2 separate regions of the Mus musculus genome follow, and region 2 is linked to region 1. Evidence: chromatin contacts called from ENCODE Hi-C or POLR2A ChIA-PET data. All regions are on one chromosome and are shown on one strand. The core of a region is the stretch at or near the end of the contact, and the rest is flanking DNA. Distances in the headings are between cores, read along the strand shown.

What was found. A loop is a pair of places that touch in the nucleus more often than their neighbours do. ChIA-PET counts read pairs that join two places held with the same protein, here RNA polymerase II (POLR2A).
Region 2: a loop to region 1 is called in a map of left cerebral cortex, with 2.1 times the contacts of the local background. The contact joins the enhancer-like site here to the promoter of Cmpk2 in region 1. A Hi-C loop is called at or near these places in 1 of 37 maps with a recorded cell type or tissue (left cerebral cortex). POLR2A ChIA-PET finds 5 or more read pairs at or near these places in 1 of 5 experiments (Patski).

What each region holds. Positions count from the first base shown.
Region 1 is chr12:26,466,458-26,472,035 of GRCm38, reverse strand. Cmpk2 (cytidine monophosphate (UMP-CMP) kinase 2, mitochondrial) reads right to left here and starts at 2,821. Exons shown (of 5, transcript NM_020557.4): 1 at 2,010-2,821; 2 at 516-630. The coding sequence starts at 2,684.
Region 2 is chr12:27,336,128-27,341,705 of GRCm38, reverse strand. It overlaps Sox11 (SRY (sex determining region Y)-box 11), which reads left to right. Exons shown (of 1, transcript NM_009234.6): 1 at 1-5,578. The coding sequence ends at 485. Among named protein-coding and RNA genes, the nearest start is that of Sox11, 3.8 kb to the left of the region's middle. Within about 2 kb of position 2,700, at least 2 of the 3 ENCODE cell types and tissues checked have a DNase peak (open chromatin) inside an H3K27ac peak, as active enhancers do; they include left cerebral cortex, where a contact is called at or near this core.

The DNA of each region.
Region 1 (5,578 bases), core at 1,572-4,071:
TATATATAAAATCCAGTAGTCTGCATCCATCCAAGTGAGTCAGGAGAAGTCTGAAGCATCCATCACCACCAGCCTTCGCCTGGGCTTGAATGTTCTGGTTACAAGGTTAACTCATCGCCATACTCTGACCCCTCTTGAGAGGCTCCGGGAGCTTCTCCATTTCCTCCTCCCCCTACCGCCCAGTTTTCTCCAAGAGGAGGCCTCTCAATGCCCTGTGGCTCCTGGACATAACTTCTTGGCTAAAGCACTGCACCTCACCCAGTCAATGCTTCCCCCTTCCTGGTCCACATGACCTAATTTGCTCTTAGATCTAATCTTGGTTCTTAGAATGAATACAGCTTGGGCATGGCCTTGGGTGTCTTCTGGAGACATCAGCAGAGCAGGGCCCTCGGAAAGCTCCACTAACTTGTCCTGGTGTCCCAGGGTCAGCCTGGCATTGATTATTTCAAGAACGACCTCCTGCAACTGCTCAGTCTGTGGCATTGACAGAAAACTGCAAAGCAGTGTTTGCTTACCAGTGGCATCCAGTCCTTCAATGGCAATGACCTGGAACTTCCCTTTCTGGACCTCCTTTGGGCACTGGTCAACTAGGTCAAGTACTGCCCGGGCTTCTGGAATAAAGGATGTGCACTGTAGGGAAAAACAAACAAACAAGCCTGTGCATGAGCAAGGAAGTGCTGGGGCTTTGGAGAACCTGCATCTGCCAAAGACACCACTGCCCAATGCTAGAGAGGTCTGTTCCAAATTGAACACAATGCCTAGAGCGTGAGATCCTAGTATTTAGAAGTTGAGACAGGCTCACAAAAAGGCTGCAACTGTCTAGGTTGCGCAGTCTCAATCCTTCACTGGCCAGCTTACCGTATGGGAAGAACAAGTAGACACATAATTCCAGCCACAGCCACAGTGGAGCCATAGGTCCTGTTGGGAACAGGAGGCCTGGGGAACTAGAACCACCCTATAGACAAGCACATCTGCACCCTCCCCACCACCAGCAAATGCGCACTTGTTCCTGAAGACCCAGAAGGCTGAGAAAAGTGCTTAAAGCTGCAGCAGCCGTATCTGCTGAGAATCTGAAGTTCCTCACTGTTCATCCCTACATCCCATGCCCCTAAGACCTTCATCTGAGGCCCGCTTTCATTCACTGGTATGCTCCCTGCGAGCAAGGTACGCTCCAAAGAGCTTTGTAAGCATTAGACCGGTCAATCTGTGTAAATGCTTCTGCTATTACCACCTTATGGACTAAGAAAAGTGAGGCAGAGTGTTGAAGAAACAAGCTGAAAGTGAGTAATTGACAAATGCCAGACATCTGCCCGGCTAACCAAGGGCTTTTTGCCATCCTCTAGCCCTGCCCCACCATTTGTAATACCGTATTAACTACAGAAACCAGCAGGCCCCAAGCACTGCTTGGGTGTAACACAATCTTAGGCTTTTCCTTGAAGACTCTGTTACAAATCCCTTATCCCTCCATCACAGGAACATTTACAGATGACAGGGGTGTGTGTGTTGGGGATATGGGGGGATAAAAGCAAAAAAAAAAAAAAACAAAAAACAAAAACAAAAAACTCTTGAGCAGTTGAGTGACCGCATATGGCCCACAAACCAGTTGAATACTTACATGCTCTTACACTCTCCGATGCACATAGCATCTCCTGCACCACAAGATCCCAGATTGGTAGCAAATGCCCAGCAAATTATCCCTTTATCTAGCTGACTTCCTTCTCCTGATTTCCAGGGGACTCTACTCCCCCTGCAGGCTTTTGAGAATGAATGTATTAGCAGAAAGCATTGCTCAGCCAGGTAGGTGTTGGATGCACGAGCCACTAAGTTGACAGAAACCTACACACGAAATATTGAAGGCAGCATCCGTGTCTAACACAGAGCCTACCTGTGTTGCCTACACCACCTGGCTCGTGAATAAGAATAAACAAACCAAGCCGAAAGCACTTGATTGGCCAACCAAAGTGCTGAGTCCCCAGCTCCACTCAGTCCCCAAGGGAAAGAACTCTTACCTCTTCCAAGACAGCCCTTGCCGCGTCCCGGTCTTGGAACACCGCAGAGTTAAGCAGATCTGGCAGCAATGGGTGCAGATGAGGTTCCTGTGCCGGCAGGACGCATGCGCAGTCCACCTGCACCTGCCTGTCTCCCTGCAACTCCCACAGACGCTGCCACAGCAAACCCTGGGAGTCGGCCTGGAACTCGGCCAACTGCGGGCGCGCCGCCTCCTGGCAGGAGCCCAGAAGCTGGAGCAAGTCGCGCCGAGTGTCCGGGTGGTCGCAAGGGTCCCGCAGCAGGAAGCCATGCTGGGCTTCGCCGGCCTGATCGCCCGGACCATAGCCCAGAAGCTTGCTCAGTTGGCATCTCTGTAAAGGACCCCGGCGCAGCTGCTGCAGCAGGCGATGGTGCACCCGGGCCGCCTGCACCCGGGGCCCGCAGCCTTCGCCTGGAGCCAGGGGCACACACAGCGCGTAGCTGCGCCCTGGGGGGCCGAGCAGCTCTGCCAGGCGTGCATCCCTGTGGTCTGTTGCATCCCCCAGGACGAAGTGAGTCAGGGAGCAATCTGGCAGCTCCACAGTGAAGCGCCGCGGCCGAGCCATGGTCCCCATGCAGGCCTGGTGTCGCCCGCACAGCCTCCGCGACAGACGCCCGAGCCACAGTGGGGCTCGAGGGCGGCTTATTAGGGCCATGGGTGTCCCGGGCCGCGCCCTCCGCCACGCCTCGGAAACGAAACCGCGGTGACCACAGACCCAGGATCCCCGGGAAACGAAAGTGAAGGCAGCTGTGGCTGAGACCTCCAGTGTGGCCGAGCTACTCCCGGGCTTGGGCTTCTCCTCCCACCACAGCCGCGCCTTTAACTGTCGGCAGCGGTTAGGAAATTCTGGCCCTGGGGCTCTGGCGGGTTGCTAACACTGGTGTGGTCCCCTGGCAACGCCTGCTCTTGAGAATTCCAGGCTCTCCTGAGGAATCAGCTTTGTCTGGCTTGGTTCTGTAGTGGCAGGTGATCCTAGCTCCAGTTTTGGAACTCTAGGATACTTACTTATGTTGTATGAGGACTTGGGGAGCTGGAGACAGAGGCGCAAAGGGATCACATCAAGAAAACACGCCGCCACCACCACCACCACCCCCGCCCCCCAACACACACACACACACACACACACACACACACACACACACACACACAGAGAGAGAGAGAGAGAGAGAGAGAGAGAGAGAGAGAGAGAGAGAGAGAGCGCTTCATGACCCACCTGTCCACAGGCACCTGACCTCCTTCAGGTACCTGGCCTCAATTTACCTTGCAGTAACTTCAGGCCTGAAGCGTATTTGGGCAGCTTTTCAACTTTGCAAATGAGGGACTCCTCCAGGGTGCCCTTTGCTCACGTGGGATGCAAACTGGAATATGTGGCCAGGTTGTCACATTAAGTAATTGCCAATCAAAATTTCCTGCATCAATGTCCTGTGTTTGTTTTGAATTTTTTGTTTCTCTCTGTGTGTGTCTCTCTCTGTCTCTCTGTCTCTCTATCTCTGTCTCTCTGTGTGTGTGTGTTTCTGTCTCTGTTTCTGTCTCTGTCTCTCTCTCTCTCTCTCTCTCTCTCTCCCTCTCTCTCTCTCTCTCTCTCTCTGTGTGTGTGTGTGTGTGTGTGTGTGTGTGTGTGTGTGTGTGTGTGTGTGTGTGTGTTGGCTATGTTTTAGAAGTCTTAAGACCGTCTCAACCTTGCTGGTTCACAGTAAAGATAGGTGTTTCAGTGAGGCTCCCAGCTTAAGATTTATCCCCACACAAGGAAGGTGTAAGGCCAGGGTGAGCAGACTGTCAGTTGTGTTGGTAGAGCAAAAAGATGCAATGCACAACTGACCCTGGAGTGAGCTGTCCAAGGAACACAACACCTCCGGCAGTTTGCTACAGGGACCTCTGTGAAATTACTGCCTGGCAGACCTGCTAGAGTCTCAGATTATAATTGTTGGAAATAAATATTTTTGGTCACACACACACAATCACACACAGAGAGACACAGAAATGAAAGTAACCCTGCAAGACAATTTTTTGTTTGTTTTTAGGATATTCTTTTTTTTTAAATTATTTTCTTTATTTACATTTCAAATGTTGTCCCCTTTCCTAGTTTCCCCTCTGAAAATCCCCTATCCCCTCCCCCTCCCTCTGCTCCACAACCCACTCACTCCCATTCTTGGCCCTGGCATTCACCTGTACTGGGGCATAGAACCTTCATAAGACCAAGGGCCTTTCCTCCCACTGATGACCGACTAGGCCATCCTCTGCTACATATGCAGCTAGAGCCATGAGTCCAACATGTGTTTTCTTTGATTTGTGTTTTAGTCCCAGGGAGCTCTAGGGGTACTTATTAGTTCATATTGTTCCTCCTATGGGGCTGCAAACCCCTTCAGCTTCTTGGGTACTTTCTCTAGCTCCTTGGGGACCCTGTGCTTTGTTCAATAAATGGCTGTGAGCATCCACTTCTGTATTTGTCAGGCACTGGCAGAGAGAGCCTCTCAGGAGACAGCTTTATCAGGCTCCTGTCATCAAGCTCTTATGGGCAATAATGTCTGGGTTTGGTGGTTGTTTATGGAGAGGAATGGATACAGAAAATGTGGTACATTTACACAATGGAGTACTACGCAGCTATTAAAAACAAAGAATGTATGAAATTCATAGACAAATGTATGGATCTGGAGGATATCATCCTAAGTGAGGTAACCCAATCACAATAGAACACACATGATATTCACTCACTGATAAGCAGATATTAGCCCAGAAACTCAGAACGCCCAAGATACAATTTGCAAAACACATGAAACTCAAGAGGAAGGAAGAACAAAGTGTGGAAACTTCACTCCTTCTTAGAAGGGGGAACAAAATACCCATGGAAGGAGTTACAGAGACAAAGTTTGGAGCAGAGACTGAAGGAAGGGCCATCCAGAGACTGCCCCACTTGAAGATCCATCCAATAGACAATTTGTTTTTGAAAGTGTGCATAGAGACCTAGAGCTGCCCGGACAGCACACCAGGGCAAGGAATTGCTTGGATTTTGTTTCAATGAAGGTAGTAATCTGTCTCTTCCCCCATTGACTGGAGACTGCAGATTGGCTAACTTGTAAGAAATCAGGGCAAAGAAAATGAAGAACGGGGAGAAGAGATCATCCTCTCCTGGCCACCAAGTTCCAGGGATGCAGCGGGTGGGATTTTCATTTTTTAAAGTTGCATAAAACAAAAAGAGGAAGATGAAACTATCTGAAGTCTCTTGCATAGAAGTTTTACAAAATCAAGAGACTTATAGAATGTTGACCATTGGTGAGATAGCTTCTTTTGATGGAAATCAAAACAAAATATTTCTTTCATACTGACCCCACTGCAATGTGCCCGATAGGCCCTCCCAGTTGAATGAATAGCTTAGGCCTTTGTGTGCCATAGTGGAACAAGTTGGTAAGGCATGTACACACAGCATCCACAACCACTGACATAGAGACCATCAGAGGGGCTGGGACGAAAACCTACAGCACCTCTTGGTTCCTGTGGGCACAGTTAATGAACTGACACTTGCATTCACATCAATAGTCATTTCTTAAAAAT
Region 2 (5,578 bases), core at 1,451-3,950, 870 kb before region 1:
GCTACAGCGTGGCCAAGGTCCCCGCCAGCCCCACGCTCAGCAGTGCCGCCGAGTCCCCCGAGGGCGCGAGCCTGTACGACGAAGTGCGCGCGGGCGGCCGGCTCTACTACAGCTTCAAGAACATCACCAAGCAGCAGCCTCCGCCCGCGCCTCCCGCGCTGTCGCCCGCGTCCTCCCGCTGCGTGTCCACCTCCTCATCCAGCGGCAGCAGCAGCGGCAGCGGCGCCGAGGATGCAGACGACCTCATGTTCGACCTGAGCTTGAATTTCTCCCAGGGCGCGCACAGCGCCTGCGAGCAGCCACTGGGCGCGGGAGCGGCGGGGAACCTGTCCCTGTCGCTGGTGGATAAGGACCTGGATTCCTTCAGCGAGGGCAGCCTGGGTTCCCACTTCGAGTTCCCCGACTACTGCACGCCGGAGCTGAGCGAGATGATCGCGGGGGACTGGCTGGAGGCGAACTTCTCCGACCTGGTGTTCACGTATTGAGAGGCGCAGGGCTCCTCGGGAGGCAGTCGTGGCGGTCAGGATAAAGAGGATGGTGGGGGGAGGGGGAGAAGATGCTCATGGTCAGAGAGATGTGGCGCTGAGAAATTGGAAACGGTGATGAAATGTTGTTGGAGTTAAAGTGAAATGAGTAGTTTTAAACAGATTTTCCAAGTTTTTTTTTTAATTTTTATTTTTAAAAAATTTTTTGGTCTCCCCACTCTTCCCGTCCTTTATCGTGTCTCAAGGTAGTTGCACACCTAGTCTGGAGTTGTGATTTTTTCCCCACCCGTAAAAAAACGTGTTTTGTAATTTCTATTTCTTTTTCCTGAAATTCGTGATTGCAACAAAGGCAGAGGGGACCGGGCGGGGGAGGGGAGGAGGCCCCGCTCCGGAAGGCGCTGTTTGAAGCTTGTGGCTCTTTGAAGTCTGAAAGACATCGGCAGAGGACCCTTTAGACGGCACAACTGTTACTCTAGGGAGTTGATTTTTTTTTCTTAAGAGATTTAAAAAGGAACTGGTGATTTAAAAAAAGAAAAACACAAAAAGGGACCATTGCAACCTTTTTATTTTATTTTCTTTTTTGGAGGGAGAAAGCTGATGTCTTCTATGCATCCGATTTCTTAAACTGCAGGGAGCTTGAAAAAATGCAGTCTGTACAAACGCTTACAAAAATCATAACTGTGAACTGACTTAAGACCAGAGTTTACTTTTCAGATCAAATTGTTTATGGTTTTACAAATGTGATTTCTACTTGGCAACCTTTTTTTGGTAACTCGTTCCCTTATACCTCCTTGATTGAATACCTTACAGCCTAGACCTCAGTACAAAAAGGTATTGAAACATTTTTGATACATAACAGACCTCAATCTTTTTTAAAAATTAATATATTTTCAGGCGTATTTTTGTACAGTGAAAAGGGAACAATCTTGCTGTGTTTTTTCAGTAAGACTTTCAGGCACTTCTTCCCTTTTGATTTCTTTTTCTTTTTTTCTCTTCTTGTTTTTGTTTTTCTTTTTTGTTTGTTTTTTTAGCATGCAAATATGTTGGTACGTTATGTCCTGGTTTAAAAGGATTAAAAATTTAAAAGTAATCCTTGCATCTAAAGGCCTTGTGGTTTAAAAAAAAAAGCAAACTTTTTTGTACAGCTATAGTAGAGATTTGTTCAATATTTGTAGGTAAAGATTTATTGAAAATGGTGACCTAGACCTCAGAGCTGTTCTTAGTTTAAGACTGTATGTACTGTATCATAGTAGGACCTATGTATCTCATCGCTGTGATGTGTGGACGGGGCCCCAGACAGAAGGTTTGAAACTGGATACGCGATTTTTATCAAAAAGAAAAAGGAAAGGCACATAGTTTAAAATTTTCTCATTTTGTGCAATATAATTAAATAAACAGACCATTGCATATTTAGTAGCAAATGGTGGCGAAGCAGACTCAATGCACTGTCGAAGTCACCGCCGGGGTTTTTGGGTTTTTTTGTGTGTGCTGAAGTCTGTGTCTTGATTTTAATAAATCAGCAGGATCGGATAGAAGCTCGCATGGCCCTTAGTCTCTCCCGGGAGCCGCGTGTTCACCGCGCAGCGGACGCGGGTGGCGGAGGGCGGATGCCGCTTTTTGGAGCCCTTAGGCTGCCATAGGTTGCAGCCCGGTGTCCTCCCTTCTCACCCCGCCCTGCGTCTCCATCCCCGCCGTGGGCTTCGCGCTGGTCCGTGCCTGGCGAGTCTGGAGCTAGTGTCCACAGGGCTAGGCCTCCGCTTCTGGCTTTGGGTTTTTTCTGTTGTTGTTGGTTTTTTTTTTTTTTTTTAAATCTCCACCCCCATCCGCGGGCGGCATCGCTGCGCGCGCGCGCGCGCGCTCAATGAGATACGAGTGGAGAGGGCCGCGCCCTTCAGCGTTATCCACGCGGGTGGGGCACGAGGAAAGCAAATGCGCCTAGAGCCGCCTTCACGGTGCAGGATGGCTTTGGTTTCTTTGATGGAGCATTTGCCTCCAGGGGCCCGGTCCAGCCCTCCCCTCCCCCACTGCCCCCTCCCCCCCGCCAGCTTGTCCCTCGTGGTGTCCCGCGCGCAAGCCCAACTCCCCAGGGCCGCGACGCACGCGACCGAGGAGCCCTTCAGCAGTGAATTGAAACTCGGTGCCCAACAGCCCGACTCTAGACCCACAGAAACCATTACGGCGCGGGCGCTGACCGCGGGGACTTGACCAGTAGGGATCCAGGTCGGTGCCCCACGCAAGACAGGCACTGCAGATAGAGAGCTCGCCCTCACGGAGCAGCGCGATCTCATAGCGCGTGGGTGGGGCGGCGACCCGGTGTGGCTTTTTCGGGCTTCCCTCGCCCACCCCTCCCCCACAGCGCCCTGCTGTGAGCCACGCGGGGACCTTTAAGCCGCGAATAATTTCACCAGCGGTTTACTGGGGACAGATTCTGAAGCCTAAGGAAAAGGCATTCTGAGTGTCTTGAGTTCTTAACATTTGCATGTGTTCCCGTTTCCCGTCGGGCGTTTTCCATGGTGAGGAAGGAACTTTTAAATAAATTAGAAAAGGAGTGAGGATCTGGCTTCAGAATGGAAGCATAGCTGCAATTTGTATTTTAAAATTATGTGGCCGAGTTTCTTGGTAGGAAAAGAAGAGACAGTTCTTGGTTGGAGATCAGGAAAAAAAGAAATCTTTTCTTTCTTTCTTTTTTTTTTTTTTTTTTTTTTTTTAAATCCCAGTTAGAACTCAGGAAAGGCGCTTGAATGCGCTTTTAACAATATTTAAAGCGGTTTCGACGAATGCATTGTGAAGACCATTCCCAGTGAACTCTATTGAATGTCTAATACACAAGGTATTCCAGCTACTGGCCAGGCTTCAATAAAAGGTTAGCTGCATTTTTTTTCCTCCTAAGTAAGTCTTATTTTTAACTGAGCATTGACAGTATCTTAAAATGGTAACGTGGGCGTGGGCGTTGTGTGCATAGCAGTCTAGCCGGTTGGGTACCCTGCTCCTGTACCTAGTTCACAGACTCGAGTGCATTTTTTTTTGGCGAGATTTCCATCTTTGAAGAAACAAAAAAACAAAAACACCTGAACCAGCGTTCTCTTATTCTTTAAGCTGTGGAAATAATTTCCAGTTTCTACATTCTCGATATGCATCCTTATTAAAAAGATAATACGAATGAAAGGCAGTGTGCTTAAAGTGTGCTTTGCAAATACATGTTATGAATGACTACGGTCACTGGGCAAATTATTTGTAGAATGATTAGCCTTTAGCTAGAAAAAAAAAATCATTGCAGCTCTTTTGGGCCTGGATGGTTCTTTTTAATGTTAATGGAGGGGAAGTGATTTAAATATGCATGCTCTTAGCAGTCAGGATCTGACTTAGTTGTTTTGAGAGAAAAAAAAATCAAAAGGCAAGGTCTACTTTTTTTCTCTGGGAATTGAAACCACAATCATCTTGATACTAGAACAGTGTAAGAAATGAACATTTGTTCTTCACTTCAGAATTCAAATGAGTTTTGCCCAAGGAATCTGGGAAATAAGGCAAATAAGTTGCTCAATTTTCAAGTAGTCATTCAATAGAAATATACTCCATCACTCGGCTTTCTTATTCTCTGATGGGGTATTCTGTATAGTCTCACTGTTTTCTCCTAATGGGCATATGTATCTTTGTGGACACTTGGAAGAGAGGTTTTCTTGTACTCTCTCATTTCTAGAATCTTTATACTCTTTTTCCTGCAAGGTTCTCTGCTTTTAACAGATTTCTGAGGCAACTATATTTGTGCTTTTTTCTTATGTAGGAAGACCAGCGAAACTAGCTTACTGAGTTGTCGATTTTATCAGTAGATAAAGAAACTTTGTTTATTACAGTTTCAGGGAAGGTTTTTCAGGATATTTCTCAGTTATTCTAAGGGCCAAATTTTATATATAAAAAAAAAAAAACTTCATTAGGAATGTCAGTTTCAGATACCCTTTGTATAGCCTGTGGCCTGCAAGCACGACAGGACTGAGCCTTACATGTGTCCGAACAGGAATTCATAAGTCCCCAAAGTAAACGTCTCCATGTAACGATTCTTGACGTGTTTCTCTGAGAGTTGGCTTATTTTGATTATCAATTCTTTCTCACTGTCCATTCCTATTGATTTATCCTGCCATATCTCTTTGGGTTTGATGAGCTCAACATTTTTTGCTCTTTGATAACAACTCAGGTTTTGGTTTGGGGTTTTTCATGCCCCCTTTGTGTGTTGCTTATGTTTTCCACCACAGTATAAAAGTACTGAAGCCAAGCCACTTCCCATTCATTCCTTTACTGCTGCCTCCCTTTCCCCAACTCCCAACTCCTAACACACCTTCATTTTTTTCCCATCGTCTTCTTCTTCTTCTTTTTTTTTAACACTACCTAGATGCGTTAGCTGCCTGATTAGTTTATCTATTCCATGTGGATGCAGTGAGTTTATAAGAGAATTTCACAAACAAGTAGTTTTTTAGTGAACTTAAACAGAATTTTAAAGGAGACCTATTTTTATACTCAATAAAAGCACAAAACGTGCATAAAATATAGCATGGCGTACAAAGGGAAATCCACTCATAACGTTCCATGTATAGAAGTAATAATTTTCTTGGATAGCGATATTCTTTGAAGACCCAGTGCCTGTCTGCCTGTGCCCAGACAGGGTGGTTTCCACACACTGGGAACTTCCGGTTGCCGGCACTTGACAAACACAGTTCACCACAGCCACAAAGAGCAATAGGTAGGAGCTGAGGTGTGCCTCCTGATGAGCAGTCGGCCACTAGGCAACCTGGATGTGCCCATGTGGAGGCTCCAGCCTCACTGTTTGATCAAACTTCTTTTATGTAGTCTCTTCTGTGAAAAAAAAAAAAAAAAAGACCAAACAAAGCAATAGGACAAGTTTGAAAATGCATTTGAACATAGGATTTCCTCCAGGGTCCTCAAAGAGATTTTAAAAAAAAAAACAACAACAAAAAAAAACGTGACACTTAAGTTTAGTAGGCACATTACATTCCCCTCCCCTTCAAAAACAGAACGACTGGAAATAATCAAGACATAGCGTAAAAAGAATTTTGATCAAATGGATATTGACAAAGGGCCCT